2 separate regions of the Mus musculus genome follow, and region 1 is linked to region 2. Evidence: chromatin loops called from intact Hi-C (ENCODE). Cell type or tissue: heart. All regions are shown on one strand. Links, peaks and the distances in the headings refer to the core of each region. The heading gives the core; the rest is flanking DNA.

Region 1 (13,806 bases), core at 1,235-9,234, 62 kb after region 2:
GGATGCTCCTATCTGGAACATGGCCATGCCTGTGGCCCCTTGCCCTTGGCTGGCACTTAAATCCTTCCCCACCCCTCCTATAAATAGCCCACCACTCACTGGCTGCCAAGCCCTTACAGCAAGAGTTTCCATGAGGTCAGTTTCCCAGAGCAGCCTCTAAGCACTCAATATCCACACTTACCTCTCCTGGAGTCTTGTGGCTCGTTTGTCCTTGCAAGGGGCTATCTCGGGTGCCGTGTCTCCGTCGAGCAGGGGGTGTTGGGACCTGGGTAGAGGCTGAAGGTAGAGCCTTCCCTAAGCTCTGGGCCATAGATTCTGAAGTCTGACTTGAGAGAGAGGTAGTAGTTGACTCCACTTTGGATTTAGGAGGGGCAAATCTCTTCCTGTTCAAAGGCTTAATGGGCGGGGGAACCATGGAAGATGTGGGCTGGCTGGAGACCATCGGTACCTTCTCCAGTCTAGACTTGACTGGTGTCTTTCCTGGGGGACTTTCTCCAGCTACCCTGGTACTTGGAGGTGGAGGTTTTTCCTCTTCCTGGGACCTGCCTGCCCGGGTGGTCTCCATGAACATGTCCTTCAGGGAGAAATACACCTGCTCTGAGCTGCGGCTTGGAACAGGGGTGGGTGCAGGGACTGGGACAGGGGCCGGGGCCAGGGCTGGGGCGGGGACCGGGGCAGGGGCGGGGGCGGGGACATCCTGGACCTTGTCTTGAATGCCCAGGACAGAGGCTGTCTTCCTGGTGCTTTCTATCCCAGGCCCCCGTGCTACCCGGCCTCTGGGCTGGGTCTGAGCTGGCTGTGTATCCGTGGACTTCTCCCTTCTACTGGAGTTGGGTTTGTCTGTACTGGGGACGACGTTTTCTGAAGAGCACTGGCTCCCTTCTGCCTTTTCTAACTCCAGCTTCTGCTCTCCTGGTTTAGATTCCTCATCCTTCCTTTTCTTCTTAGCCCCAGACTCCTTTGGAGGGCTGTTCTGAGGCCCCAGTTCCATGACCTCGCAGATGTATGTCAGCAAGCCACGCTCTTCGTCTTCCCCGTTCTCTGGAGCAGGCTCCCCATTGGTGGGCGCCTCTCCAGGAGCAAAACTGTTGATCAAACCCAACCCCGGGTGCTGAGCAGACTCAGTCTCTCCTTCCTGCCAAGCCGCTGAGGAGCCTTCCTCCATTTCCCTGACTGGCGTGGAGAGGACAGCCTCTTCGACTCCACTCAGTCGGCGCTTTCTTTGGAAGCGGTCGGGGCTGATCTTGCGAAGAAGCGTGTCAGCCTCCCCTGAAGCCTCTTTTCCATGCTTCCAGCTCTGCTCAATCTCCCTCATCTTGGCTGCAGCCTTGCGCTTCAACTTGGCGAACCAGCGCTGGTGAATCTTGTACTCCGTCATAGTGCCCACCTCTAGGACCCCTGAGCAGGACACGATGCCCTTGGTGTTCCGGGCAGAGGCTTGGTAGATGGCAGCATCTTCTTCCTGACACCTAGAGGTAGGAGCATGAGGCGCCATCTCTCCCCGCTCCTCCCCACAGCCAGAGTCTCTGGCATTGACCACCGGCTCCCTCCCAATCCAAGTCGTGCCCTACTTTAGGCGTCATGAATTTCCTCAGCTACAACGGAGGAAACTGAGGCCACAAGAGGACAGCTGACCAAGGTCATGCTGTCCCAGGAGGGATTAGACTCGGGGCCCAGAAGAGCTCCCTTCAGAAGCAGGTGACCAACACAGCCCTGAGAGTAGTAATGACGGCACTGTTGCTTTTCCTGGCTGCTGACCTCATGGAAAAGGTTTCTGAGGGTCAGGGCCTCCTCTGGTTGCACTCACTTGTGGCTGTCAGAAGCACGTCTGCCCTGGCCTGGGGAGATCCCAGACACTGGCAGAAAGCACAGTTCACCAGGTAGATCAACTCAGTAGTAGAGCCCTGCCCTCTAACTCCAGAGAGTGCCTGGGCGTTTCCACCCAGCTGACTCCAGGTCTGATGGCAGGATCCAGCGCAGGGCCCTCGGGAGGGCAGAGAGCCATGCCGGCCCCTCTCCCTCACCTGTACAGCTGCAGGGTGTGACGGTTGCCTTGATGAGTGATCTCGTATTTTGGCAAGCCACAGTAACGGTCCAGTTCTATGTCATCCTTGTACCAGGTCACCTCTGGCTCTGGGTATCCTGACAAGGAAGCAAGAGATTGAATAATAGTAGGTGAGATCCAAAGTAGTGGGAGGAGACGCAGAGGCAAGGGCTTCGAGCTGTCTGAAGAGACTGGACGGTTCCAGTGCCCCGGGCCCTCCGGAGGCACTGTCCCTGTCACTCAGCTCAGCTTCAGAAAGTAGGATCTGTCAAAGCAGAAAGCATTCTCCCCTCTGACTGAAAGGATGAGAACTAGGGGGAAGAGACTTCTTAGCTTTCAACTAGAAGAGAGATCTTTTATTTATTCACTTATTTGTTTATTTATTCATTTATTGGTCTCTTTGAAACTGGGTTTCTCTGTGTAGCCCTGGCTATCCTGGAACTCACTCTGTAGACCAGGCTGGCTTCAAATTCACAGGGATCCACCTGCCTCTGCCTCCAGAGTGCTGAGATTAAAGGCACATGACACCATCACTTGGCTTATTATTATTATTATTAAGACAGGGTCTTTCTATATAGGCCTTGCTGTCCTGGAACCATGTAGACTAGGCTGGCCTTGAACTCACAGAGCCCTGCCTGCCTCTGCCTCTGAGTGCTGGGATAGAGATGTGCGCCACTGCACCTGAGCCTGCAGAAGCCGTCTGTGGAGCTTTTTATGCCTTGTCTTCCATCTCTACTCCTGTTTCCTCTGCTACACTTGAACTGTCCGTCGAAGTCAACTGTGACGTGCACATTGCTAAATCGCTCGTTGATCCTTAGGCCTGACTGCCTACTTCCTAGACTGGCTTTAGCTGCTCAAGGAGCAGCAAGGACCCCCTGCTGTTGCAACCTCTAGTCCAGCCCTCTCCTCTCAACTCCAGACTGTACATTGACTTCATATCTGCACTTGACGGCCTAGCAGGCCACAGGTGTGACCCATCCGACTCCTTATCCGTATCCCAAGCCTATTCACACACAGCTCAGTAAGGGGACAACCCATCCCCCAGTGTGGCTCAGGCCACAGCCCCGAGTCCTCCTTTTTCCTTTCTTCTCACACTCACCCTGTCAGATAGTCCTACAGGCTCACCCTTGGGAGCAGACCCAGGATCTGACCATTTCCTGTCACATCCTAGTCCCCACCACTTTCATGCCCCACTTGGGTCCCAGGGAGACCTTCCTTGATGGCCTCGCTGCCCCTGTCGTGGCCTCTCTTCAATTGGAAACGCCACAAGCAGAGTGTGACTTCAGATCCATCTACTCTCAGCCACACTCAGAGCACCCCAGGAGCCCCACCTCACACAGGCACACACAGTCTGCACCCTGTCGCTGTGGCAGTGACCTGATCTCATCTCCCTCTCCCATTTGTGAGCCGCACCCCCGCCTCAGTCTTGCTGGCTCACACTAACAGCCCAGGAGGCCACATCCTGCGCCACTCTGCTTCCTGTCTAACTCCTCACAGAGGCCTTCCAACAGCCTGTGCGAGCCTGTGGCTCTCTCCCCTCAGCCTTGCTGTCCTCCCTCGTCTTGCATCTTTCTTCCTAGAGCACACTGCCATGAGACACACTGAGCTTGTTAATTTGTGTGTGTCCTGTCTGTCACAGTGTGCCCATCACAGAATATCGAATATTGGCTTCGTGACAGCGGGGACTTATCTGTGTTCGTCAATGCTGCATCCCCAGTTCCTAGAATAGTGCCTGGTAATGCAATCCACAATAAGTAAATATTTACCAATGAATACATCAACTGTATGGAGAACTATGGTCCAGAGAAAGAAGCGAGCTCCTTGGCTGGGGATTTGGTCTTGGATCAAGTAATACTGAAGGCATGGGTGCATACCCCCAGTCACCAGCCCCTCCCCTTCCCGCCACTAATCACACCTTAGCTTAGCTCCTTGGCCATCTCTCCTACTAGACCCAAGACTCAAGTGGGCAGGAGCCATCCTGTGTTCACTACCGTATCTCTATCGCCTGCACCAGTGCCTGCATAGCGGTTCCTCCATAACCCCCTGTCAGAGGAGCAAGCAAAGGAGTAAGGAACAGGAAACAAACCCACGGGAGCCCCATCCGAGGCATATGAGGAAGGGCAAAGGGCAAGCAAGGGAAGTCGAACATCAGCGGGGAGCAGGGGAGGCAGGGCTACAGCCGGCTGGGCCAGGAACAAACTGGGCTGTGCTGGCTGTAAACTGAGCCCTGTGTTTCCACTGTGCGCTAAAGCCCTGGGTTACATCACTGTGCGTGTGGCTAGGGCAAGCACAGGTGCTCTCACCATCTTGTGGGATGATCTCACCCACCAGGGCCTTGGAGTCTTCTGCCTCATGACCTGCCCGGGAGGGACATCCTCAGCCTGCAGTCCAAGAGAGGCTGGAGTGGGGCAAAGGCCTGGGACAAGGAGGGGAACAGGGAGTGGCCTACACAGCTGAGCCTGAGCCACAGGAACACCCCATAATTCTGCCAATAATGGGGATCAGGGCTTCATAGCAAGAGTGGCTTTGAAGCTGGGCGGTGGTGGTGCACGCCTTTAATTCCAGCACTTGGGAGGCAGAGGCAGGCTGATTTCTGAGTTCAAGGACAGCCTGGTCTACAAAGTGAGTTCCAGGACAGCCAGGGCTGCACAGAGAAACCCTGTCTTGAAAAACAAAACAAAACAAAACAAAACAAAACAAAACAAAACAAATGGCTTTGAAAACAAGATTATTTGTAACGTGCTGGTTACTTCCTGGGTGATGGTTACTATGTTATATAAATACACAAAAGCTCAAGAGGATTATGTCCTTAACTCAGCTCCACACATACTTCCATGCATGGTACACATATGCAAACACACACGCAAACAGAGGGAGAGGGAGAGGGAGAGGGAGAGGGAGAGGGAGAGGGAGAGGGAGAGGGAGAGGGAGAGGGAGAGGGAGAGGGAGAGGGAGAGGGAAAGGGAGGGAGAGGGAGGGAGGGAGGGAGGGGAAAAGAGAGAGAGAGAGAGAGAATGAACTCTGGGAGAGTTCAAAATAGAACCTGAGCCTGTAGCTTTCCCCTGCCCCTTCACAGCCTATGGTCTGCTGCACAGCTAGCAGGCTCACCTAGGGAACCCAACTTGGACACCCACTGTCTTTTCCAGTCACTCCTAATTTAAAGAAACTCAGAGTCAGACAAATAGGAGTTTAGAGTTTTAAGAGAACTAACTGTCAGATATGGAATTTTCCCTGGTTCCTCTGAACTCAAATTGCTCACATTTATTGAGGAAGACTTAACTGTGTGCCAGAAGCCAAGAGACAGTCCTCACGCATGTCCCATCTACTCTCAGATCAGAATGCTCCTAAGGATGTAGTCACAATCCCCAGTACAAGACATCGAGACCCACACCCAAGGTTTAGAGCTCTTGCTGCACTTGCAGAAGCCTGGAGTTCAGTTCCCAGACCCCACGCAGTCCTGCAAAACCACCTGAAACTCCAGTTCCAGAGACTCTGGCGCCCTCTTCAGGCCTCCTAGGGCGCTGCTACACACATGCTATACATAATATTCTGGAGCATACATGCATTAAAACAGTTAAAGGCTTTTTTAAGTAAGGGAAATGAAAAGGAAATTAAGGCTCATGAGTTAAGACTTCTACAAAAGTCACCAGTGAGGAAGCAGAAGGGCCCAGACTCCAATCCCTCTCTGCTATGCAGTGAGCGCTGTGATTCCTGCTTCACACAGGAGAAAAGCAAGCCCCACCGGAGCTAAGGGAATTACTACCCAGGGCTACATGGCTGTCAAATGACATAGAAACTTCCCTTCTCTAGCATTCTTCCCAATGAGGACTCTAGGGCCAGTGTATAACATTTTGCACCTAAAAGTCCTCATATTAGACTTATTTGCCCAAAATAGGATTCTTTCTCTTTTCTTTCTTTCTTTCATTCAATAAATGTGGTTCTTATCACAGATTAGGTCCCTGGCTTCAACCTACCTACCTCTGATGTTTTCTTCTTCTGCCTTAGCATGTGAATAAGCACATACGTGCACATACACACCCCAATACAGAATGCACCCCAGAACTGAAGAGAGTAGATGGGGAGGCCACCACACTGGGCAGAGATGAGCAGTCTCAGACAGTAACATTCCAGCCTAAAGAGGCCTGCAGGAGCCAGGAGTCAGATGGCCCAGCCACTGTCTGTCCCCACAGTGAGTGAAAGAATGCTGTAGGTCTTGTGTTCCTGCTCCAGGTCCGCAGGGGTTTCCCTCCCAGAACAGCCAGTTCCCTGTTCTCCTGCTACAGCTAAATCTTCCTCCCCGAGACAAAGTTCCAACCATAAGGAAAACATCATCTTCGCCTGGCAAGGTCCCAGAGTCGGGGCTGACACATCCTACCTCTGTTGGGGGAGGGAATGCTTCTCCCAGGGAGGAAGAACAACTGCCTCCGCTAAGACAAGCAGAGACAGCAGCAGCCTTACACAAAGGCCAGTCTCAGCCACTGATCAGCCAAGAACACCTCTAGACTGAGATCGAATGTCTAACGCTGTCTCCCCAGTTCCTGGCACCCTCCTGTTTCCCTTCCCCCTTTCCCACAACCCACTCTTGGTGATACCATGGTGACCTCTTTCTAATCTGCTACAGAAAACTGAATGAACTCAGATCTGGGATCCATGTGGGATGAGGAGGGAACAACAGCGACTGGAGATGTGGATATTGTGGCTGCCCAGAGCCCTGACAACTGCACAGACTCAATTGGTAGGTGCGCCTCAGTAGGAGACCATGGCTGGGCATCATGAGATACAGGGATAAGACAAAGAAACAAACAAACAACAACAACAACGTTGCTCCTGAAGTCCATGACATGGATTTGCTGGTGAAGGTGCTTCCTACCCAAGCCTGCAACCCAAGTCCCATCCCTGGGACCCACATGATGGAAGGACAGAACCAACTCCCAAATCATTCTCTGACATTCACACTATGGCATGTGGCACAAACACACACACATACATACATTTAAAAATAGTTATTCCTTTGGGCTCAGGGTTTTAAAACACTTGCTGTGTGAGCCTAATGACCTGAGCTCAAACCCTAGCATCCAGGATGGAAGGCGAGAACTGACTCCTGAAAGTTGTCCTCTGACCGCCACACATGTGCTTCAGTATGTCTGCCCCCATGCTCACATACATATCACACACATACATGTACTGCCTGGTTTTATGTGCCAACTTGACACAAGCTGGAGTTATCACAGAGAAAGAAACCTCCCTTGAGGAAATGCCTCCATGAGACCCAGATGTAAGGCATTTTCTCAATTAGTGATCAAAGTGTGAGTGGTGCCATCCCTGGGCTGGTAGGCGTGGGTTTTATAAGAAAGCAAGCTGAGCAAGCCAGGGGAAGCAAGCCAGTAAGTAACATCCCTCCATGGCCTCTGCATCAACTCCTACCTCCAAGTTCCTGCCCTGTGTGAGTTCCTGTCCTGACTTCCTTTGGTGATGAACAACAATGTGGAAGTGTAAGCTGAGTAAATCCTTTCCTCCCCAACTTGCTTCTTGGTCATGATGTTTTGTGCAGGAATAGAAACCATGACTAAGATAATACACATACACACACACATACCATATATACCATACACACATATCATACACACATGCACACATACATACACATGCACACACATATCATACACACATCATGCCACATACATGCATGCACACATACATACCATACACACAGATACACACACATAGCACAGTACACATATCACACACACACCACAGTACACACATATCACACACACTAAGAATAATAATTCCTCAATTGCTTCTTTGGGTTGAGCTTGAGGCGGAAAAGACTCCCATGGGGAGATTGAGAGCATTCAATAAAACGTCCCAAGATTCTGTACACCAAACTGGAGTCTGGCAAGTCCACACTGATTCTGAGAAACCATGGCGCCCCATGCCTGCTTTCCCTGAGGCTCCTCATACAGGTCCCCACAGCAGATACTGCCACTGCCCCACCCGAGCTGCTGCTGAGATGAGCCAAGTGGAAAAGATACTAATTTTGTCATCAACATGGCCAGGGGTCAGGGAGGTCCTGTGGCAAGTGAGTACTGTGGCAGTTCCTGAGAGGCACAAGCAAGTCCCACATGCACCCTGTCCTTACAAATCTCACGATCCCAGAGGAAAAAAATATGGCAAAGTAACTGAGCGACGGAGGATGAAGCAGGGACTCTCCTGGAAGTGCTGAGGCTGGCCCAGAAGTTGGGGAGAGGAGGCATCGGCCAGACACAGCAGCAGTGGCCTCTAGGTAGCAGAATGGACATGCAAAACAGAGGAGAAGGGGAGACATGAGACAGAGAGACAGACACAGAGATGGACACAGACAGATACACCGACACAGAGAGAGACAGAGAGATGGGGTTCAGGGGAGACAGGGAGAACAGAAAACAAGAAAAATAGGACTTTGTAAAGTCCCAAAACTTTGTAAACAGGAAGGATAGAGGCACATAGGAGGTGAAGCACAGTCAGAGCCACGCTCAGGACCTGAGTCAGAAGTGGCAGAAACTGACAACTAGCCAGAAAACCCCCCATAGGGCACAAGACTGGTGACGGGTGGAGAGGGAAGAGGGGAGGCTAAAATGTTTTTAAAAACACAGTCTCAAAAAAACAAAAAACAAAACAAAACAAAACAAAAAAACCCAACCAAATAAACAACACAATGCTGGTCCTGGTGGTGTGTGCACACCTGAAATTGCTGCACTCAGAAGCCGGAGGGAGATCTCCAGTTGGAGGCCAGCCTGGGCTACGCATTAGCACCCTGTCCTAAAACAAAAACTTGTGAGTGTGGATGGGGTGCACCCTTAATCTCAGCACTCAGGAGGGATTGATAATTGTTAATTACTATTAATGGCAATAATTAATAACTTGGGAGTCAGAGACAGGCAGATCCTTGTGAACTCAAGACCCACCTGGCCTGTACAGTGTGCTGGCCAGCAGAAGATACACAGTGAGACCCTGTCCCAGAGGGCAGCAGCAGCAACAAGCCAGGTAGGATAGCTCACACCTACAATCCCAGATCGCTGGAAGGAATACACTGCTGTGCTTTGATGAGTGTCTTTTAGTATAATTTGAAACCTTCACCTACATACATGTATTAATTGAATAGAATAAAATTTCATTTCCTTGGAGACAGGGTCTCATTGCATCCCAAGATGGCTTCAAACTGACTGTGTAACAAAGGGTTACACAGTAAAATTTATATCCTCCTGTAAATTTATGGCCCTCCTGCCTCCACCTGCAGAGTATGGGAAACATAGAAATGCCCCTCCACAGATTTATCGGTGCCGGAGGACAAAGCCATAGTCTCATACACGCTATGCCAGGACTCTACCAACTGAACTGCATCCCCAGGCCTGACTTTTTTCAAAGATAATTATGAACATTCTACATAAAGCAGTACATGAGGGATCATGGAGTGAAGTTGTTTTCTAAGAAATCAGTGCTGGAGACTCAGCCGGAGGCAGCACCACAAAGGCTCAGCCAGAGGCAGTGCATCAGGGAAAGCAACCAGGTCCTCGCCCTTGGGCAGCTCATCTTGCCTCTTCAAACTCCCGCCTCTGCAAAGGTGGACTAGCAATAACAGAACTTCGCAGGGGTTCGGGAGAATTCAGTTGCAACACACCATGTCACACAAAGATAAAGGGTACAGAGAAGCCAGTGTCTCTCTAGCAGATTTGCTGCTGGTGGCCTGGTAATTGAGACAACTATCCATAAGGGGGGTGGGGGTAGGGAACAATCCCAAAGAATTTGTTTACCTGGCTGGGCTAACCAAGTCCCTTCAGGATTAGGGAGTGTGACATTTAGAAACCTATCAAGCTGTTGACTAACTGAAAAACAAAACAAAACAAACAAACATTCAAACAAAAGGAACAAACAAAGCACTGTGTTCTTGGAGGCACATGGGTCTGGCGCTTTGCAATGGTGACTTTGCAGCTGAAGGTGAGTAGGCCTTGGGGCAGGTCAGGATGGGGCAGAGGGCAGCTGGGCCGGGAGACATGGGAAAGGAACAATCTTGGAACCAGTGTCCCAGCACTCATGACCTGGTCCCCTCAGGTGTCACAGGGCTTCCTACTTAAAGGCCATGGGGAGCTCACTGGAAAGCAAACAGTTGTGGCCTTGCTTCCAAACAAGCAAGGCACCTGCAGGGTGCTAAGTGTTATCCCAATGGCTCTGCAGGTATTGACCCTCTCAGCCTCCTAACGCAGTGAAGGGGTAGCAATCTGCTCCAGTACCAGGTACTAAGAAGGGGGTGAAGGGAAGGTTCCAAGCCAGCTCCCTGCCTTCGGGATCTACAGTCCGAGTAACTACACTCTACATCCTCTAGGGCTGGATACTCCCAAGTCACAAACTGTTCAACTCTTCAATCATGTGTTTAAAAGATGGTTTCAAAGATCAGTCCTCCATACTCAGAGTATACTTGAAGGGGAAGGATCTTGGATGAGCAGAGTCTGGGGCTTCATTGTCTTTGTTTTCTGTTTTTTTGAAATGGGATCTCATGTAGCCTAGGCCTGCCTCAAACTCATTATGTAGCTAAGAATGACCTTAAATTTTTGATCTTCTTGTCCAAGTGCTGGGATTACAGACCCATGCCAGGTTCATGCATGCTAGTAGCACTCTACCAACTGACCAACTGAGCCCCAATCTTAGCTATGAACACAGGTTTTAAAGAAGAAAGGCAAAGCACACAGGCGTGCGCACGCGCGCACACACATACACACACACACACACACACACACACACACACACACACAAAACGTGTTTCCAGAAGGGAACACCAGCCCACACAGAGATCTAAACTGAGGGAAAAGTAAAAGCTAAAGACAACTTGCTTAATACATGAAACCCACCTCTCTCCTCCACGCCTATTCTAGCCTCCCGAGGCCCTGCTCCATGCAGGAGCCCTGATAGAGACCATGTCAACAGCATCATTACCTGTGACAATGCAGGTGAACCTGACGTCACTGTCTTCGGACACGGCACGGGACTTGAGTGTGGTCTCGAACAGTGGCTGGGTCTCCTCTGTGAGCTGAGCAATGATGGAGCAGAAGGTGCTCCTAGGAGAAGCAGAGACCATTTAGAGCCCTCCCTACAACTGGCACGCTGGCCTTGCCGAGCCAAGCACAAGTCTTACCATGTCTGTCAGTCACCTGCGGCCAAACTTCCTGGGCATACCTGAGCAAATCTTTACTCAAGAACGCCTGGGCTTCCTGGCCAGGTTGGGGTGGGTCCTAAAGGGCTGAATGGAGTCTTGACCCAGGGCTATTACAATAGGTAGCTGACAGCAGGCCAAGCTCCTGAGCACACTGGAGTACGATCCTATACATGCCTATCAAACCCTTACTGCGTGATGGTGGGGAGCTGGCTTCATAATCCATTTTCACCTCCAGGGAACCCAGTGTATAGGAGAGACATACATACGTGTAGACATGTCAAGCCTCGGAGATGGATCCGTAGCATAGCTCAGCCACACCAACGGGGAAAAGGCAGCTAACCCTCAAGGAGGCAGAGGTCCCGAAGGCATGGAACACTATCCTAGGGCTCAGGCTCAGAAGAAAAGTGCCGCCACTTATGAGCACAGGCCAGGGCCTTTGCCCTGAAGGAGACTCTACTTTATGGACTATCAAATGAATTTTGATGCCACATAGAGCTATGGGCTGGTACTAGCAAGCCAGTGTGGGTCCTCTGCTCCGTCTATGGACACCACGTACTGAACTGAACACAAGCCTGGCAATTGCAGGACTGCAGAGCCACAGACTGACTCCTGAACAAGCCAGAACTCAGGGTTCCCTGTGGTCAAGTCCTTCCTGCAGAACTCAGCTGAATCTGTGGGCTTATTATGTCTACCCCAGACTCACCAATAATCCTCAGGGCTTACAGTCCACTCCTTTCTGAGCACAGGAAACAGACCTCGGCACCAAACCCTTCCGTGGGCCAGCAAAGACAATGCATTCCCAGGCGTGAAGCTCAACCACATAGCCAGGCTGTGTGGTGCACAAGCTGTGCCCAGCCCTCCTCCCCTTCCCAGGCACACACTCCGTGAGCAGCAGCTGGGACGGTGAGGGGAAACATCAACAGAAGCAGAAGGAACCGTGGAGAAAGATAAATCACTCCAAGCTGCCTTTCTCTGGGCTGCAGAGGAAGGGGTGGACCCCTACAGCCAGATATACTTGCCCACAACTCTCCACTGGGTACAGAGTGAGAGGTGAGGGGACACAGACAGACAGTGTGTGACCCTACAGACTTTGCAGAGAGAAGGCACCGTGCTCAATGCATCTTTCCTGTAAACATTATCCTGTACTTGAGAAAGTTTGCATCTCAGGAAGTGTTTTGAATCAGGTAAGACTTCTGCATCTGTCGGTGGTGTCTAGGAATGCAGGAGCCCAGGCATGTGGAGAGTTAGCGGGAGTCTTCCCTTTAAGGCCCACCCAGGACAGGGATCTCTCTCTCAGATATCTGAGGACTGGACCAGGGTTACAAGGTGCATTTGGCAGCATCCTCTCACTGGGCATCGGCACCTCCCTTCCCCCTTGAAGTCATTTAGAAATAGAGAACCTCTTGGTAACTAGACTACCAACTCCCTGAACACTCAGGATGCAATATCTGGAAGTGTTTTTCTTTTTTCTTTCTTTTTTTTAGACAGTAGGTTAAGTGAGTCTAAAACTTGTGATCTACTTGCCTCAGCCTTCCAAGAACCTGTGATTTACAACCCTAAAAATGCTTCAAGTGTTTCTTTTTTATTTCTTTCTTCCACTTTTTCTTTCTTCTGCCACCTTTTCGTTTTCTTCTTCTTCTTCTTCTTCTTCTTCTTCTTCTTCTTCTTCTTCTTCTTCTTCTTCTTCTTCTTCTTCTTCTTCCTCCTCCTCCTCCTCCTCCTCCTCCTCCTCTTCCTCCTCCTCCTCTTCCTCCTCCTCCAAGACAGGCTCTCACTAGATAGACCAGACTGTCCTCAAACTCAAAGAGATCCACCTGCCTCTGCCTCCCAACATGTACCACTGCACCTGATTTGAAGATGTTTCTTGTTGCTGTCAGACTAATAGCAATTTCTGATTTTGGAGAACTTCCTAGAAAATTCTAAGCTAAATATAGCCCAACTGCTGTATATCCTTTTTTTAAAAAAGGATTATTTACTTTTATGTACATGAGTACACTGTCACTGTTACCAGACACACCAGAAGGTGGCATAGGATGTCCATTACAGTTAGTTGTGAGTCACCAGGTGATTGCTGGGAATTGAACTCAGGACCTCTGGAAGATCAGTCAGTGCTCTTAACCACTGAGCCATCTCTCCAGCCTCCACTGTATACCCCTATTACATTATGTAAGTTGTTTTTGTTTGAGTTTTGTTTGTGGCAAACTTGGGGTTTTATTAAATTTATGTATCTATTTTGTGTGAGAGCAAGAGTGAGTGTGTGTATATGGAGAGAAAGGGTGGCCTCTATGTATGTGGAAAGAGAATATGAGACTGTGTGAGAGGAAAGGGTGGGGGCCAAGGGGGTCACGGCACACATGTGGCAGTCAGAGGGCAGCTTGTGGTTTTCTTTTCATCTTTATGTAAGTTCCATCCGGAGCTCCATCACTAGGCTTGAAACCCAAGCGAGAGCCTTGAGCTGCTTAAGAGTCCTTCTACCTTGTCTTACTCTCTGGGACTTTTGTTTCTTGAGGCAGGATCTCAGTGTGTAGCCCTGGCTGCCTAAAAGTTTCTATGTAGGCCAGGCTGGGTCAGG
Region 2 (16,351 bases), core at 3,700-11,699:
GCTCCTGTTACAGGATTACCAGCCACTTGCTGCCCACAAAGGAATCACTGTCCATAGAAGAGCCTGACTCAGATGATTACCAAATGGATTCCGATGGTGAAGTCCAGATATACCCTGAAAATTGACGATGCCCCTAAACAGCAGGAAGTAGCTTAAGAGACACAACGCCCTTATTCCCTCTTCACCATTGGTTTCCGCTCTCTTCCCCCCACCCCTTCTTTTATAATAACAAGAAGGGAGGAATGTTAGCACCAGGACACTCCAAGCCCCTGTCTATGTGACCCTTGACCTGTGTTGCCAGGACAATGACCCTCAATCCCACAATCCACTTGGCTCAGTTCCCACCCTCACTGGTGTGACATCATTTTCTGTATAAATTAGGGGATCACCCCCTCCTTGCTCTCTTTTTCCTCTCTCTTTCTTCTCTTCTTCCCCCTCTTTCTCTCTTTTTCCTCTTCTCTGCCCTTCTACCTGCTTCGCTGCCCCTCTATCTCTGCACGTGGAACCTCTCCCACGTGGAACCACCTTGGCCTAGTCTGCTGTTTGGTTTATCCGCTCAATATATATAGATAGATAGATATAGATTAATATTATTTGATATTAATTAACACATCAAGGCCTAGGTCAGCAGATTGGAGAGGAAGTCTCTGAGATGACAATTAATCAGATGAATAACAATTACCTTTACATCTTGCACCATAACAAAAATCAGGCCAATACTTTCTTTAAATAAATAAATAAATAAATAAATAATAATAATAATAAGGTACCACTTGGCGAGGGTATCTCTTAGGGACTCCCTGACTTCCATAGTCTCCTTCTTGGGAAGGTTAGGCCTGAAGAGACTCAGGAGTCCTGGTGCCTTCAGAACTATATTATTTTAAGAAATACATTTCAAGCCGGGCGTGGTGGCGCACGCCTTTGATCCCAGCACTCGGGAGGCAAAGGCAGGCAGATTTCTGAGTTCAAAGCCAGCCTGGTCTACAGAGTGAGTTCCAGGACAGCCAGAGCTATACAGAGAAACCCTGTCTCGAAAAAACAAAAGAAAAAAGAAAAAAAAAAAAAAAAGAAATACATTTCAGGCAAAGCAAAACTAAGTAGACCAAATGATACAGTGGAAAGAAGCCTGATCAAGGAAAAACAAACAAACAAACACCAACTGACTAAATGACTAAGTGTGTCTTTATTTATCCCTGCAGGATCTTGGCCAAATTAGTCACATCTCCCTAGCCTCAGTTTCCCCGGTTAGCCTGTCAGTATCTAAGCTGATAACAACAGCCCAGGCTGAAGTGACAGAGGTGCCAAATGGACCATGTGGGTGGTTGGCATGACACAGGCAGGACTTGTAGCATCCCTGGGCAGCAGCCTTCTGTGAACCTGGGGACAGGTTAAATGGCTCTCCCTTGAATTAGATTGGATCCCTGCCCCCCTCCAGTCTCTTTGGGGTAGTTGCAGTACCTACCTGGCTCACAAAGATGTTTCCTGCCACACTTAGGGTTTCAGTGGCTGAGGTGCCCATGGTGACCTGCATCAACCAGGCAATCTGGAAAAAACCAGCGTACTCATGAGTGGCCATTAGCAAGCCAGAGTCAGAAAGAGTTGGGGGTGAAAGTACCCAACTCTTCTAGCCCAGGACCCTGAAGTGGTTTGAACCTTAATTAGCATTGGAGCAGTTTTAAAAGAGGTGATCAGGGAACTGGGGAGGTGGCAGTGTGGAGGTTTGGTCTTTTGCTTCGTATTGTAATGCTAAATTCTGTAAATTCTTTTAAAGGGGAGTAAATTCTCACCTTTAAAAGCTTTTTGTTGTGCAAACCTTGTTCCTAGATTTAAAACTATTGGTTAAATAAAATTGCTACAGCCAATTACTGGAGGAATGAGAGGTAGGTGTGTTTGGAGTGACCTGGATTGGGGTGGGGTGGAGGAGAGCTGAGGAAGAGAAGGAAGGAGAGAGGAGAGAGGAAGCTACCCATGAGGGGAGATGAACTATGAGCATGTGGCCAGGAGAAACAGCATGTATCTAGGGTACACTGCTAGGGAGGTAGCCAGGCCAGCAGTTAGAAAAGAAGATTAGGGGTGGCCCCCAGTAGTTGTCAAAGCCAAATAAAATAACTATAGTCTGAGTCTCATTTATTTGTAAGCTAGTCGGGGATAAGCTTAAAACTGGTTGTACTACAGCTCAGTTGGTCAGGTCAGGACCCATGTAACCCCAGTGCTGTAGAGGGAGACACAGGAGGATCTCTGGGCCTTGCTGGCAGCCAGTCCACCCAAGTCAGTAAACTCAGGCTCAGTGAGAGATCCTATCTCAGAAGATGAGGTGGAGGGTCAGCAAACCAGCTAAGGTGAGCAAACTGCATTTGTCACCAAGTCTGACGACCTTAGTTTGATTGCCAGGACCCACAGAGTGGGAAGAGAACCAACTCCTGCTAGCTGTCCTCTGACGGCGACACAAGTCTGGCATGCATACATATATGTATATTTATATGGGTTTGTTTTCTGTGTATGTGTGTGCAGATGCTGGAAGCTTAGAGAAAAAGGCATCAGATCCCTTGGAGCTGGAGTTTCAGGGAGTTATGAGCTACCAAGGTGAACAATGGGAACCCAACAAGGTCTTCTGCAAGGGCAGCAGTACAAATTCTTAACTGCCGCTGAGCCATCTCTCCAGCCCAGCCAACAACAACAACAACAACCTTGTTGGCTGGGCATGGTAGCACACATTTTTAATTCCAGGACTCACGAGGCAGAGGCAAGCAGATTCTGTGATTTCAAAGTCAGCCTGGTCTACATATTGAGTTCTAGGACATCCAGGGCTACAAAATAAGACCATGTCTTTAAAAAAAAAAATCATTCACCATAATGTAGTCTACAGAGTGGGAAAATATCTTAACCAACCCTACATCAGACAGAGGACTGATATCCAAAATATATAAAGAACTTAAGAAATTAGACACCAACAAACCAAATAACCCAACTTAAAATGAGGCAGTGTTAAACAGAATTCTCAACAGAGGAATCTCTAATGGCTGAGAAGCACTTAATGAAATGTTCAACATCAGGGAAATGCAAATCAAAATGACTCTGAGATTCTATCTCAAACCTCTCAGAATGGCTAAGCGGGGACTGAGAGAGAGAAGGGAAATTGATGGGGGCATCTCTGGAATGAGATGGAGATCTGGTAGGAGGAGGCAGGTTCTGGGAGTCTATGGGGGTGACACCAGCTGAGGCTCCTAGCTTCTGGAGATACAGATACTGATGTGGCCACCCCCCATAGCCAGGCAGGACTTCCAGTGGAGGGAGAGGGACATCAACCCACCCGTGAAACCTTCAACCCAAACTTTGTCCTGCCTACTAGATGTGCAGGGATAAAGATGGAGCAGAGATTGCAGGGAACAGCCAACCAATGACTGCCTTGATTTGATGCCCATGTCATGGGAGAGAACCAACCCCTGACACTATTAATGATACTCTGCTACGCTTGCAGACAGGAACGTAGCATAACTGTCCTCTGAGAGGCTTCATCCAGCAGCAGATGGAAACAGATGCAGAGACCCATGGCCAAACATCAGGCAGAGTTTGGAGAGTCTTGTGTAGGAGATTGGATTGAGGGAGCTGGAGGAGCCAAGAATACCACAAGACCTTCAGAGTCAACTAACCTGGGCCCATGGGGGTTCACAGAGACTGAACCACCAATCAAAGAACATGCAGGGACTAGACCTGGGCCCCCTACACATTTGTAGCAGATGTGCAGCTGGGTCTTCATGTGGATCTCCTAACAACTGGAACAGGGGCTGTCTCTGACTCTGTTGCCCGCCATTGGATCCCCTTCCCCTAACTGTACTGCCTGGTTAGGCCTCAGTGGGAGAAGCTGTGCTTAATTCTGCTGGGACTAGATGTCCCAGGGTGGGGTAGTACCCAAAAGGGGCTTCTCCTTCTCTGAGGTGAAAGGTAAAGTGTGGTTGGGAGAAAGACTTGTAAGGATGGGACGGGGAGGAGAGGAGGGAAAGGGCTTTGATAAAGTGAATGAATAATTAAATTAATGAAAAAATTAATTCACTATAATATCTAGCCTGGTATTTTTCAGTTACTTAACTAGAGACTTTCTTGTCCAAGTAACATTTGGTAGCACGCCAGGGTCTAGAGTTCACTGGAAAAGGGTTTGGGACATATTGTACTTCTGGAATGTTTCTGTGCGGCTGCTGCCTCTCGGCCTGTCCTCGGCTAGTCTTCCTTCATAAGCAGTTGGAATTAGCTTTCCCTCCTATCTTCCTCTGGTCCAAGCCCATCATTCTCCATCCCTCCAGCCTGGCTGTGGAGGATGTGAATTCTTTCCTGCTTACAGCATCATTTGTCCAAGCCCGCGGTTGAACATGTGTTCCAGATCCAGGGGCAGTCACCGCCTCTGGATTCTGCAGGTTCACGTAAGCATAGATCGCTTTTTATTCTTGCTGTCATGCAAAGGTGCTGACTTATTCTGAGCTCTGTTGGCTAAAACCCCAGACCCTTTTGCCAGGTCTGATGCTTTCAAATGCTGTGCAGTGCTAATGCCTAGATCCCAGACACATGCAGATTTTATAAACCTAAGCACAGTTGGGCTGCCAAGATGACTCGGCTGGTAAAGGTGTTCATTGCCTGACAACCTGAGTTTAATCCCCAGGTCCTACATGGCAGAGGGAGGAAACCAGCTCCTTCAAGATGTCTTCTGACCTGCACATGTGCATCCTGGTATGCATGCATGCACACACGTGCATGTGCACACACAATAAACAAATATATCAACAAGTGAACAAATAAGCAAACAAATGAATGAATGAATAGTCCTTTTAAAGTAAGCACATTTATACCAGCTAAGTATGGCCTATCTAGCCCGGTATTATAATCTCTCTGGATCATTTTGGTATAAGTAATTTTCCCCCTAAATCATGTGCCGTTTCCCTCCCTCCCATAGAGACAAGCTTTTGTGCCATTTTACCCTAGTGTCAGGGCGAGAGACCTTCTGAAGGGATGTTTGACTAGCAGTAGATATGGAGAGAATGTAAGGTGTGGAGGAGAGCATTCTGGGAAGGCATGGGCTTCAGGAGCAAGAGACTCCAGGAGGATAAAGACCCTGGGAGCAGGGCATTCTGGGAAAGTATGGATCCAGAAAGCAAGACATTCTAGGGTAGGGAGTTAGACCTTGAGACATGGGACTCTGGGAGAGTGGGGACGCTGGAAGGCTGTGCCCGGGAGCTGGTGACTCTGAAGAAGCCTGCCCAGGTCTGAGGACTCACCTTCAGGATCACCCACTGCATGAGGCCCAGATAGTACAGAACTGACATGACGCAGCTGAAAAAGACGATGATGGGCAAAACCTGTGGGAGACAGGGTCCTGGGTTAGAGCTGTGGCAGGGCCAGGTGACAGCCCACTCCTCCAAAGCCTTCTCTCAGAGGTCTGCCAGGTGCAGGGAGAAGCTCTGAGGACTGTGCAAGAGTCCCGGGTGATCCCCAACACAACCCCGTGCTGGGTCGTGAGAGGGGCTGCTTTCACCCCCTGTCTCTTTACCTCCATCATGAGGAGAAATCCCTTAGGACTGTCACAAAGGCTAAAGGAGCAGGCTCAGGTCTAGCACACTCAGGAGCATGGCTCTGGTCTGGTTGGGCTCCCTGCTCCATGGGCCTGAATGAGGGAACCCTCCTTGGTGTGGCTTTCTGCTTCTGTTCAGAGCCATCAGGCTTGCAGCAGACATATCCCAGCCCTGCAGTTAGCATCTTATCTTGTTACTCTGTTTCCTTTTCAATCATGCCAGGACCTCCACATCCATTCCTTCCCTTCCGTGCACAGCACACTCCAGGGCTTTCTTGGTACAGCCCTTTTATTTATTTATTTATTTATTTATTTATTTAAAATATTTATTTTATTGTTTTAATTACACGTGTATGGAGGGGCATGGTGCGAGCACATAAGTACAGGTGCTGAGAACCAAACTGGGGTCCTCTGCAAGAGCAGTGTCTGCTTCTAACTGCTGAGTCATCTCTCCGCCCCCAACCGCAGCTCATTTGTAAAGCAGAGCTTGGGTATCTCTTGACAGAGGGCTGGTTTAGTAACCCACAGCATGGACACCCATGGTGAGCTAAATGCCAGGAAAGAAGAACAAGAAAGCTCTGGGAGTCTCTTGAGAAGCTGGTGCCCAAGTTCTGAGTGTATGGTGCTTTCCTAAGCTCCTCTCGCTCCTCTCAAGCTCCTGCTGAAAACTACGAAATAGAGAAGGAGGGAGAAGCTCCCTGGGCACGTGAGAGATAGGCTGTTAGGGGAGAAGGGAGAGCCTCACCATGGACACACGGTCTGTGTTATTACATGAAGGAAAGGCAGGAAGTTTGTATGGACCAGGGACATCATTCGAAGGGCGTGCAAGTGACCAGTGACAGCAGGCATCTGAACGTGAGTGACTGAGGGCCAGGGCGTGAGGGACATTTGCCTCTTGGGTTCTTCTTCCCATTGGAGTGTTTGTCCTGCCTGTGTGTTTCTTTTCAATAGTTCAAATGTGTGGCAGAGTTGCTAAGACTATGGGAATTCTCTGTCACTAAAAAGTGGGAAAGATGGGTTGGAGAGATGGCTCAGCTGCTAAGAACACTGACTGCTCTTCCAGAGCAGAGGTCCTGAGTTCAATTCCCGACAACCGCATGGTGGCTTACAACCACATTCAATGCCCTCTTCTGGTATGTCTGAAGACAGCTACAGTGTACGTATATACATAAAATTAAAAAAAAAATATTACTTTTTAAAAGTGAGGAAGTTGGGCCAGATGGTGGTGGTGCACGCCTTTAATCCCAGTACTCAGGAGGCAGAGGCAGGGAGATCTCTGTGTGTTTGAGGCCAGCCTGAACTGCATAGTGAGTTTCAGGACAGAGAAATCCCGTCTAGAAAAACAAAGAAAAAAAAAAAAAGCAAGCTGAAATATTAAAATATCATGAGCCAGGCAGTGGTGGTGCATGCCTTTAATCCCAGCACTAAGGAGGCAGAGACAGGTGGATTTCTGAGTTCGAGGCCAGCCTGGTCTACAGAGTGAGTTCCAAGACAGCCAGGACAGAGAAACCCTGTCTTGGGGGGAAAAAGAAAGAAAGAAAGAAAGGAAGGAAGAAAGGAAGGAAGGAAGGAAGGAAGGAAGGAAGGAAGGAAAAGGAAAGGAAAGGAAAGGAAAGGAAAGGAAAGGAAAGGAAAGGAAAGGAAAGGAAAGGAAAGAAAAGAAAAGAAAAGAAAAGAAAAGAAAAGAGAAAAAAACTCAAAAAAACAAAACATCACAAAAGGGAGTTAGCTAGTTGGCTCAGCCAATAAGGATGCTTGATGCCAACCTGGCCACCTGAGTTTCACCCCTGGGACCCACATGGTAGAAGGTGGAGCCAACTCATTGTTTTCTGACTTCAGCACTGATACTGTGGCATGTGTGTGCCTGCACTCTCACACATATGCAGGCACACACATGCTGAATACATCCTTTAAAACAGCAAAGAAGGCACTACTCCCAAACACTTACACCCCTGTATGCCAGAGCTGTGAGGAATTTGGTTTTCCTTTCCTTTCCTTTCCTTTCCTTTCCTTTCCTTTCCTTTCCTTTCCTTTCCTTTCCTTTCCTTTCCCTTTCTTTTTTTCTTTCTTTCTTTCTTTCTTTCTTTCTTTCTTTCTTTCTTTCCTTCCTTCCTTCCTTCCTTCCTTCCTTCCTTCCTTCCTTCCTTCCTTCCTTCCTTCCTTCTTTCTTTCTTTTTCTTTCTTTCTCTTTCTTTTCCTTCCTTCCTTTTCTTAATTTGCCCATTGGGTAAAAGGGTCTAGGGCTGAGAGGGAACTCTGGGTGGGGACTGCATTTGGAAGCTGGTTCATGAGAAATGCAGTTGAGACTTTCAAGATAGCTCAGCAGGTAACGGCTTGCTACCAAGCCTGATGACCCAAGATCTACCCTGGAGAACCCCACAGGGTAGGACAGAAGCAGCTCCCACAAATTGTCCTCTGACGTCCACGTATACATCGTGTCACACACAACACACCTCCCCAACGCATACCTAGAAAATTAATTAATTAAAAGTAAAAGAAAAAAAAACGGTGATGAGGTCCAGTTGAAGCAACAGAATAAACAGCACTCACAGAAACCCGCTGAAGTGTGCAGAGCAGGACCCTGCAGCCTGCATGGCTAAAGAGAGAGGAGCATAGTGTCTAGGAGACCCAGGACACCAGTTAGAGCGGCTAAAAGGAGAAGGACAGAGGCCATGCAGGCACAGCCAATCATATTCGGGAGCCTCAGCACTTTGGCAAGACAAGTCTTGAGACAGACAGAGACTATGGCACTCAGGGCAGGCCTGGCCAGGTAAAAACAGTGTCAGAGGGAGGATGTGGACACAAACCAGAAGCCAAGTAACACTGAGAGGGAGCAAGAGACCCAGAGATGGTACCAACAGGCAGCACTTCTGGGAGGCCAGGCTGGCAGGGAGGGCCGAAGGGCAGGAGCTGGTTATTGTATTTTGAAAAGGGAGCGTCTTGCACAATCTCTCAGAACAAGTAGATGGTCCTAGGTGGCAGCAAAGATCTGCTCCCACAGCCCAGCTGTGGGGACGAGAAAGAAAAGAGCGGTGGACCTTCCCCTCCCTCTTCCCACCAACACCACAGGCCTCTCTAGACTTGCTCCACTTCCCACCTATTGCTGTGGCTTGCCTGCTGCTGGGGACATCACATGACAGGGAGCATAGATACTGCATTCAGAAACTCCGTTCCTGCCTTCTAACCCCTCCTTGCTAAGGCTTGGAGCTGGAGCTGCTCACAGCTCCGGGGGTGACGTCATTCTGCTCTCCCAGAAGCCAGATGTGAGTCTACTCAGCTGACGCGGTTGACTCTGTGAGGGACTCCAGGGCAACTGGCTGGCTACAGCCCCAGGCTGGAGCTAGGAGGACATGTCCAGGATGGCAGAGTGGGCATCGGAAAGTGTGTTCTAACTGTAGGCGGAGGCTGTTGGTGAGAGGGAAGCTTCATTTGGGGAGAAGGAGTGAATGGTGACGGAGGAAAGGGAAGCAAGGGGGTCTCTAGATGGCTCAGTGGTAAAGCATCTGCCTAGCATGTGTGGCGCAGGAGCTGCAGCACCACGAAGATAAGGAAAAAAAGCACAAAGGAAAATGAGAAGAAAAGAAGGGAGAGGAAAGGAGGGGGCAGGAGGGGAGGGATAGAGGGAAGGGGGAAGGCAGGCAGGCTCCAATTTTCTAAGGTACGTTATGTTATAATGTCCCCGTGGCAAGTATGATCTCACAGCCCAGGAACCACCTCTGGAGAGCCTGGGGTGGTACACAAGCAGTGTGTGTAACTCAGGGCAGTGCTACTGAGGAAGGACTCTTAACTCCTACTATGTGCCTGGAAGGAAGTCCTACTGTGTGTCAGATACTCATTGCTATGTGCTGGCTCACTGATCCTCAAAGCAACTGAGGTGGCTATCACTATCTCCCCTTAAGCAATGGGGTACACTGAGGCTCTGAGGTGCAGGCCACCCATCCAAGGTCACACAGTTGAGAATGGGCAGAGACCACTCAGATGGCTGAGGCATCTGCTCTGGAGAAAGCTTGATTCTCTGCATTCAGGGCTGTGTGTGTCCCTGCTATAGGCGGAATTGTCCAGATTGATGTGATAAAACCAAAGCCCGGGTGACAGGCTCAGACGAGCCATCAGGAGGTGAAGCCCTCATGAATGGGGTCAGTTCCCCTTATGCAAGAGGCCCCAAAGTGCTCCCTCTGTCTTCGAGCACGTGAGGATGGGAGAGGAGTTGACCGTGACCAGGAAGAGGGATTCCTGATCAGAACATGACCCTGGGGGCTCTCTGCTGTCCCTTCCAGCTGCTAGAGCGCTAAGGAGTGGACTCCTGTTGTTTGTGAGCCAGTATGGCTATAGTTTTTAATAAGAGCATCCCACACTCTGAGGACCACGGCTCCAGAGTCTCCACTGTGCCACACCCTTGGAACAACTTCATCCTGCCTGGAAATCAAACCCATGCAAGCTGGCTCTCCTTCCTCCGCCACCCCAAGTCCTTCCTTTCAGCCTTGCCCCTGTCTCTGCTCTCTTCCCACCCCATCTCTGAAAAGAGGACTGTTTACCTGAGGGGATTAAGGTCTGCCTTAGGCAGGTACCCCCAATCTCTCAGGAGATAAAAAGGGGTTTTGGTTTGTTTGTTTGTTTGCTTGTTTGTTTTTACCTCTGGGGCTCCTCAGGAGGAGCAGTTGAACACTGCTTAGCTGAGCAGGTGGGGCCTGTGCCAGAGGCTGGAGCCCGCCATTGTGAGAGGCAGAGGGAGTGTGACCCTGGGTCAGCCAGACCCAGCAAGAAAGCAGGAGCTGGGCTGTAAGGAGGGGGGACTGAGGGGTCGGGTGGAAAGTTACTAGAAGGGAGATGGAGCCAAAGCAGGGGTGGGACAGGGGTGGGAGGGTGACTAATCAACCAGATATAGCCAGGAGGGGGAGGACACTACATGGACTGTGCAGAGCTCTGGGCCAAAAAGAAGCAGAGGACTAAAAATGTCCCAGGGTGATTCTACTTCCTGGAGGGAAGATCATTTGGACTAGGTCCCAGCAGGAGACAGCCTAGGTCTAAAATCTGCAGGAGCTCAGGGAAGGCTTCCCAGTGTGGACACTGGCCAGAGACTCAGACCAGAGTCTGAGAGGCATGGAAGAGCCTTGAGTTCAAGTCAATACCCAACAGGGTCACCCTACCTTAAGGGCAAGTCTCAAGACTGAAAGAAAAGTGTTTGTGATGTGGTGTGTGTATGTGTGTGTGTGTGGGGGGGCAGTATATAGTGTGTGTGTAGTGTGTGTGTGGTATGTATGTAGTGTGTGTGTGTGTGTGTGTTTTGTATGGTGTGTGTGTGTGCAGTCTGTGTATGTGGTGTGTGTGTATATGGTATGTGTGGTGTATGTGGTGTGTACTGTATATGGTGTGTATATGTGGTATATGTGTATGTGGTGTGTAAGTAGTGTGGTGTGTGTGGTGTGTGTGGTGTGTGTGTATATTGTGTGTGTGCAGTGTGTGTATGTACAGTGTGTGTAGTGTGTGTGGTATGTGTATGTGGTATGTGTAGTATGTGTGGTGTGTGTGTGTGTGTGTGTTTGAGTGTGTATGTGTGTGTCTTGTAAAGGCTGCGTTGACTTACACACTGAGATCTTCCTGCCCCTGCTTCCCTATTGATCTCTAGGATCAAAGGTTTCCATCACCACCACTGCCTGGCTAAAGGATACATTTCTAAGGTTGCTTCCATTCAATCAGTGATTCATTCCCATGGCCCCGGCTTCACATCAGACCAAGAGCTCGGTTGGTTGCCCCACTTGCTGGATGCAGGCTAACTGGCTCAAGCACGGTCATATTACCTAACACAGCCCAATCAGAATCGTGCCCAGGACTTGTCTGGCTACAAAAGAGAGTTGTCCATGCTAGCCGATGTGTTGTAAGAGTGACCATCTGGTGTTGATGGAGAAAACATGGTGTGAGGGGTAAAGCTGACCCTGAAGGCTAAGCAGAGAGGAAATGAGGCTGCAGCTGTTCTGGGGCCTGGATCTGGCCTTTGCCGGCTCCACCTGACCGTCTGGTGTGTGAGCCAGGAAGTCCTCTCCTCCCTGGGAAGCTAGGTGCAAAGGATTTCTGTCACTCTCAACCATCCCAAAGAATGTAACCTCTTATAAGCCAGGAGGAGAACAAATGTTCTGAGACCCAGAGCCCCTTGCCACCTAAATAAGGGGCTCTGATGTTGGGGCACAGAAACTAAAATATGGACCTTGTGTTGGGGCTCCAATCTTGACTCTTTAGCCTCAGGACTTTGCACAAACACAGCTACCCTAACCATCAGGCTCCTCGTCTATAAAGGGGTAACCATCGTGTTTTCTCTGAAGGGTTGGTGTGAGACTAAAATAAAGTCTAGCCACAACTCCTCTCTGCACACCGTAGCAGTTGTCAGGACTTTCTTCCCCTTGCCTGAGCTTTTCTTTTCCACTAGAGCAGTGGTTCTCAGCCTTCCTAATGCTGCAGCCTTTTAATATAGTCCCTCATGTTGTGGTGACCCCAGCCATAAAATTATTTTTGTTGGAATTATATAGTTGTAAATTTTGCTACTGTTAAGAATCACAACACAAATATCTGATATGCAGGATATCTTATATGTGACCCCTGTAAAAGAGTCGTTAAACCCAAAGGGAGGGAGACCCACAGATTGAGAACAGCTGCACTAAAATAGCCAGCACTAGGTGGGACAAATGGTTTATAATATCCCTGAATTACTTCAAAGTCACCTTTGGCCCTTGAGGGATTAGAAGCCCTGGGTCTTGCTATGGAGGCTGGAGGCTGGCATGCTGTTGCATGCCTATAATCCTAACACTTCACAGGTAGCAGTAGAAAGTAGAAACTTAAGTTCATCCTCTGCTCTGTGATAAGGTCAAGGTCAGTTTGGACTACATGAGTCCCTACCCCAGCACTTTGGAGGCAGAGACAGGCAGAACGCTGTGAGTTCCAGGACAGCCAGGGCTACACAGAGAAACCCTGTCTCAAGAAACAAACAAACAAACAAACAAACAAACAAAGTAGTTCAGCCCTTGTGTTAGACCAGGGACTCCAGGCTTTGAAACATGGTACCCTGGCCAGGAGAGGCTGTCTCCACTGAGCATATCCCTGTCTCCTTGGGGCTCACTGATCACACCCCCTGTCTCCTTGGGGCCCACTGAGCACACCCCCTGTCTCCTTGGGGCTCACTGATCACACCCCCTGTCTCCGTGGGGCCCACTGAGCACACCCCCTGTCTCCTTGGGGCTCACTGAGCACACCCCCTGTCTCCTTGGGGCCCACTGAGCATACCCCCTGTCTCCTTGGGGCCTACTGAGCACACGCTCTGTCTCCTTGGGGCCCACTGAGCACACGCTCTGTCTCCTTGGGGCCCACTGAGTACACCCCCTGTCTCCTTGGGGCCTACTGAGCACACGCTCTGTCTCCTTGGGGCCCACTGAGCACACGCTCTGTCTCCTTGGGGCCCACTGAGTACACCCCCTGTCTCCTTGGGGCCTACTGAGCACACGCTCTGTCTCCTTGGGGCCCACTGAGCACACGCTCTGTCTCCTTGGGGCCCACTGAGTACACCCCCTGTCTCCTTGGGGCCTACTGAGCACACGCTCTGTCTCCTTGGGGCCCACTGAGCACACCCCCTGTCTCCTTGGGGCTCACTGAGCACACCCCCTGTCTCCTTGGGGCCCACTGAGCATACCCCCTGTCTCCTTGGGGCCTACTGAGCACACGCTCTGTCTCCTTGGGGCCCACTGAGCACACGCTCTGTCTCCTTGGGGCCCACTGAGTACACCCCCTGTCTCCTTGGGGCCCACTGAGTACACCCCCTGTCTCCTTGGGGCCCACTGAGCACACCCCCCTGTCTCCTTGGGGCTAACTGAGCACACCCCCTGTCTCCTTGGGGCTCACTGAGCACACCCCCTGTCTCCTTGGGGCTAACTGAGCACACTCCCTAGCAGGCACAGAGGAATTTCCCAGAATCACTCCTGAACCATCATTTATTTCATTCATCCAGCAAGCCGCAGAGTCTCTGGCTGTGGCCTTTTAGGGCTTAAGGCTACATGAAGGATACAAAGTAAGGCCAAGCCTTGTCCTCAAATGGTAAACACTCTTGTGACAGCACCTAAGGAACTGAGGAGTAACTGACATCTCTCTTCCCCTAAGCCGGCATCCCTAGACTTCAAAGCATCTCCTTTGCTGGGCCCCTCTCCAACACACACACCAGCATCTGTCTTTCATATCTGCTGTTGACATGTTAAACAACCAATGCCATAGTCAGGACTGCTCAAAACTCTTCAGTGGAGCCTCTGTTAGTGAAGAAAGCCTAGATGTGGGACACCTATGGTGGTGCGTGTAGGTTATCCCAGAACCCAGGAAGATCACAAGTTTGAGGCCAGTTTGAACTACATCCAGGCCCCGTTTCAAAACAAAACACAGCCCAAAACAGACTCAACAAAAGACCCTCAGATGCCTCAGCCTGGCATTGAGACATTTTTGGAACAGAGTCTGCTGAACCCAGAGGCTGTCCCCCAGCTTCCCTCCAGGTGTTTTCACACCCCAGCGTCCCTCTGAGCCTTTGCCCTCACCACTGCATCTTCCTGCTTCTGGCTCCAGCACCTCTCAGTCCTCCACATCCTGGGACTCTTCCATATCTTAGGGAGTCCTCCTCATCATCCCTGGTGGCAGCTTCTCTACTACAGGCTCTGCGTCTGTCTCACGCCCGTGACCCCTGCACACTGGAGGTAGAACCACTGTGTGCTATTTAAAGCTGAGAAGCTGTGGGGCTTTACCGTAAGATGCCCTCAAGAAGTTACCCTCAGCAGATGTTTACCTCTTCCCACTGGACCTTTGGGTGCACACTACTTGGCTATGCAGATATGGAGAGAGCAGTCCCCACACCCTATGGGGATGGTATTTGGGTGAGCTTGTAGGATAGCCAAGGCTGTCTTTCGATATCTTTATACACAATAGTTCATGGGGTGGGGGGAGGCAAATCTGCCCAGGGCCAGACAGACTCTAGGAACCTGAGGCTTTCCTTTTCCCTACGGCACTGGCATCATTCAAACCCTTTGGGCAGGCTGGATCTTCCTTAAGAGATTGCTGGCATAACAGGCACTGAGCGCTAAGAAAAGCTAGTAAGAGGTCAGAGTTCATGTCCAGAAGGATGGTCTGGACTTCATTTGGCTCTACGTGAGCCCAGAAGTCTACAGAAGAAGCTGGAAGCCCCCTGGGTTCATCATCCCCAGCAGAGTAGAAAGGCAGAAACTCCAGAACCTACCACATCGCCTGTGCGACACCCCCCATGGCTTTAGTGGTCTAGACTGGCATCCGTGATTCGTGTCCTCGTTACTTTGGCACCAGAGGCAGAAAAACTGGAGCCAGGCTGCCACTCTCTCTGCCCGGCTTTTGGAAACGCAGCGTAAGCCTGGAGTGAGCTTCAGGCTGTAAAGCTATACAAAAGGGGGGCCTGTACTAAAGTCCTCACTAGCCAAGGTATGTCAGAGGCTTACCCGGTTCCCGGAGGGAGAAGAAATATAATCACAGCTCCATCCAGAACAGCAGAGGGGGTGGGGGGAACATCAGCAGTGTCCCCAGCATGAACGGCTCTGTTTTAAACTACAGCTGGGCTCTGCCATGGGACAATGGAGTCTTTAAAACAGAAGGATGGCTTTACCCTTAATGTCGGCTATAATACTTCACATGACTGTAGACGCAGTGTTGAGTGATCAGAGAGAGAGAGAGAGAGGGGGAAGGAGAAGAGAGGAAGGAGGAGAGGTGCAAGAATCAGAGCCTGTGGAGGAGGTTGGCTATGAGGGGTGGTGAAGGAGCCTGATAGGAAACAGTATTTATGGATCCAGTGTCCCCGCATCATCGGGGTTGTCACTCAGCACCCCCACCCCCGCCATTTCTTGCTCTCAGCCTTCTAGCAGCTATGTCAAGTGGTGACTCGTGCTTAAGAAAAATAATGCAGAAAGAGCAAACTTCCTCACGTTTTACCAGTTATCATCCAACAAACAGGATGCTGGGTCTTTCCTGGCCCCAGGCTTTGGCTTCCTAGGCACTAGTCTGAGCCCACAGGAGCCCTCCCCACCCAAGCTCACCTCCTCTCAGCTTAGCTGGCTCCCACAGCTGGGACCTGAGCAGCAAGTGCCAATCAACCCTTGCTGGGGCAACAGTCAACTGACCTGAAAGGCAAAGACATCCTTGACCAGAGCCTCCCCGAAGACGAAGCTGGAGCCGGCCTCGGTGTAACTCAGGAAGACCTGGAGGAAACAGAAATACAGGGAATGGGGCTGGGAAGGGAGGCAGGGACCATGGCCAGGAACTCAGGCTGGGGTGAGCAAGATCTTCAGCCCAGTACAGGTGGAAGAAGGCTGCCAAGGCCTTCCTGCCTCAAGATGTACCTCTGAAACATGGTCCCTACATGCGGCCTCTGTGTTAATGGAGGTAACGAGACCAAGAATCATAATGGTAGACTTTATGTTATTTATCTTTATCAGAGTGAGTCTGAGGCTACCCAGATTACACCAGACATTGTCAAAAACAAACAAACAAACAAAAAACCCAAAAAACAAAAAACAAAATCCATAACTTAAAGAGCTAGGACTAGCAGCTCCTGCCTGCAATCCCACTTGGGAAACTGAGGCAGGGGGATTGCCAGGTGTTCAAGGCAATCCTGGCAGTGGTACTATCTCAAAAAGCAAAACGAAGGACAACCTCTGAAATTTATGAGGATGGCTCAGCTGGTGCCGTGTTTGCCTCATAACAAGGACCTACACTATGATCCCTAGAAATCTATAGCTTTGAAAAAAAAAGGCA

Evidence for each region. Peaks named below come from ENCODE experiments on the same cell type or tissue, not always from the same donor. Only the 100,000 strongest peaks of a DNase experiment are listed, where the experiment ranks them.
Region 1: a loop joins it to region 2, with 2.2 times the contacts of the local background. A loop is called at or near these places in 5 of 42 quality-filtered maps.

Annotation. Positions count from the first base shown.
Region 1 is chr7:81,065,209-81,079,014 of GRCm38, reverse strand. It overlaps Alpk3 (alpha-kinase 3), which reads right to left. Exons shown (of 14, transcript NM_054085.2): 3 at 11,015-11,136; 4 at 2,025-2,142; 5 at 182-1,469. Among named protein-coding and RNA genes, the nearest start is that of Alpk3, 15 kb to the right of the region's middle. In heart, for the core only: a CTCF peak has its summit at 5,555 (motif pointing left); DNase peaks (open chromatin) are centred at 1,784, 3,464, 4,374, 6,334 and 1 weaker place; H3K4me3 peaks cover 439 bases; H3K27ac peaks cover 5,389 bases.
Region 2 is chr7:81,127,156-81,143,506 of GRCm38, reverse strand. It overlaps Slc28a1 (solute carrier family 28 (sodium-coupled nucleoside transporter), member 1), which reads right to left. Exons shown (of 18, transcript NM_001004184.3): 8 at 15,718-15,795; 9 at 5,265-5,345; 10 at 1,463-1,543. Among named protein-coding and RNA genes, the nearest start is that of Slc28a1, 21 kb to the right of the region's middle. In heart, for the core only: CTCF peaks have their summits at 8,536 and 10,540; DNase peaks (open chromatin) are centred at 4,256, 8,756, 10,436, 11,406 and 3 weaker places; H3K4me3 peaks cover 649 bases; H3K27ac peaks cover 3,409 bases.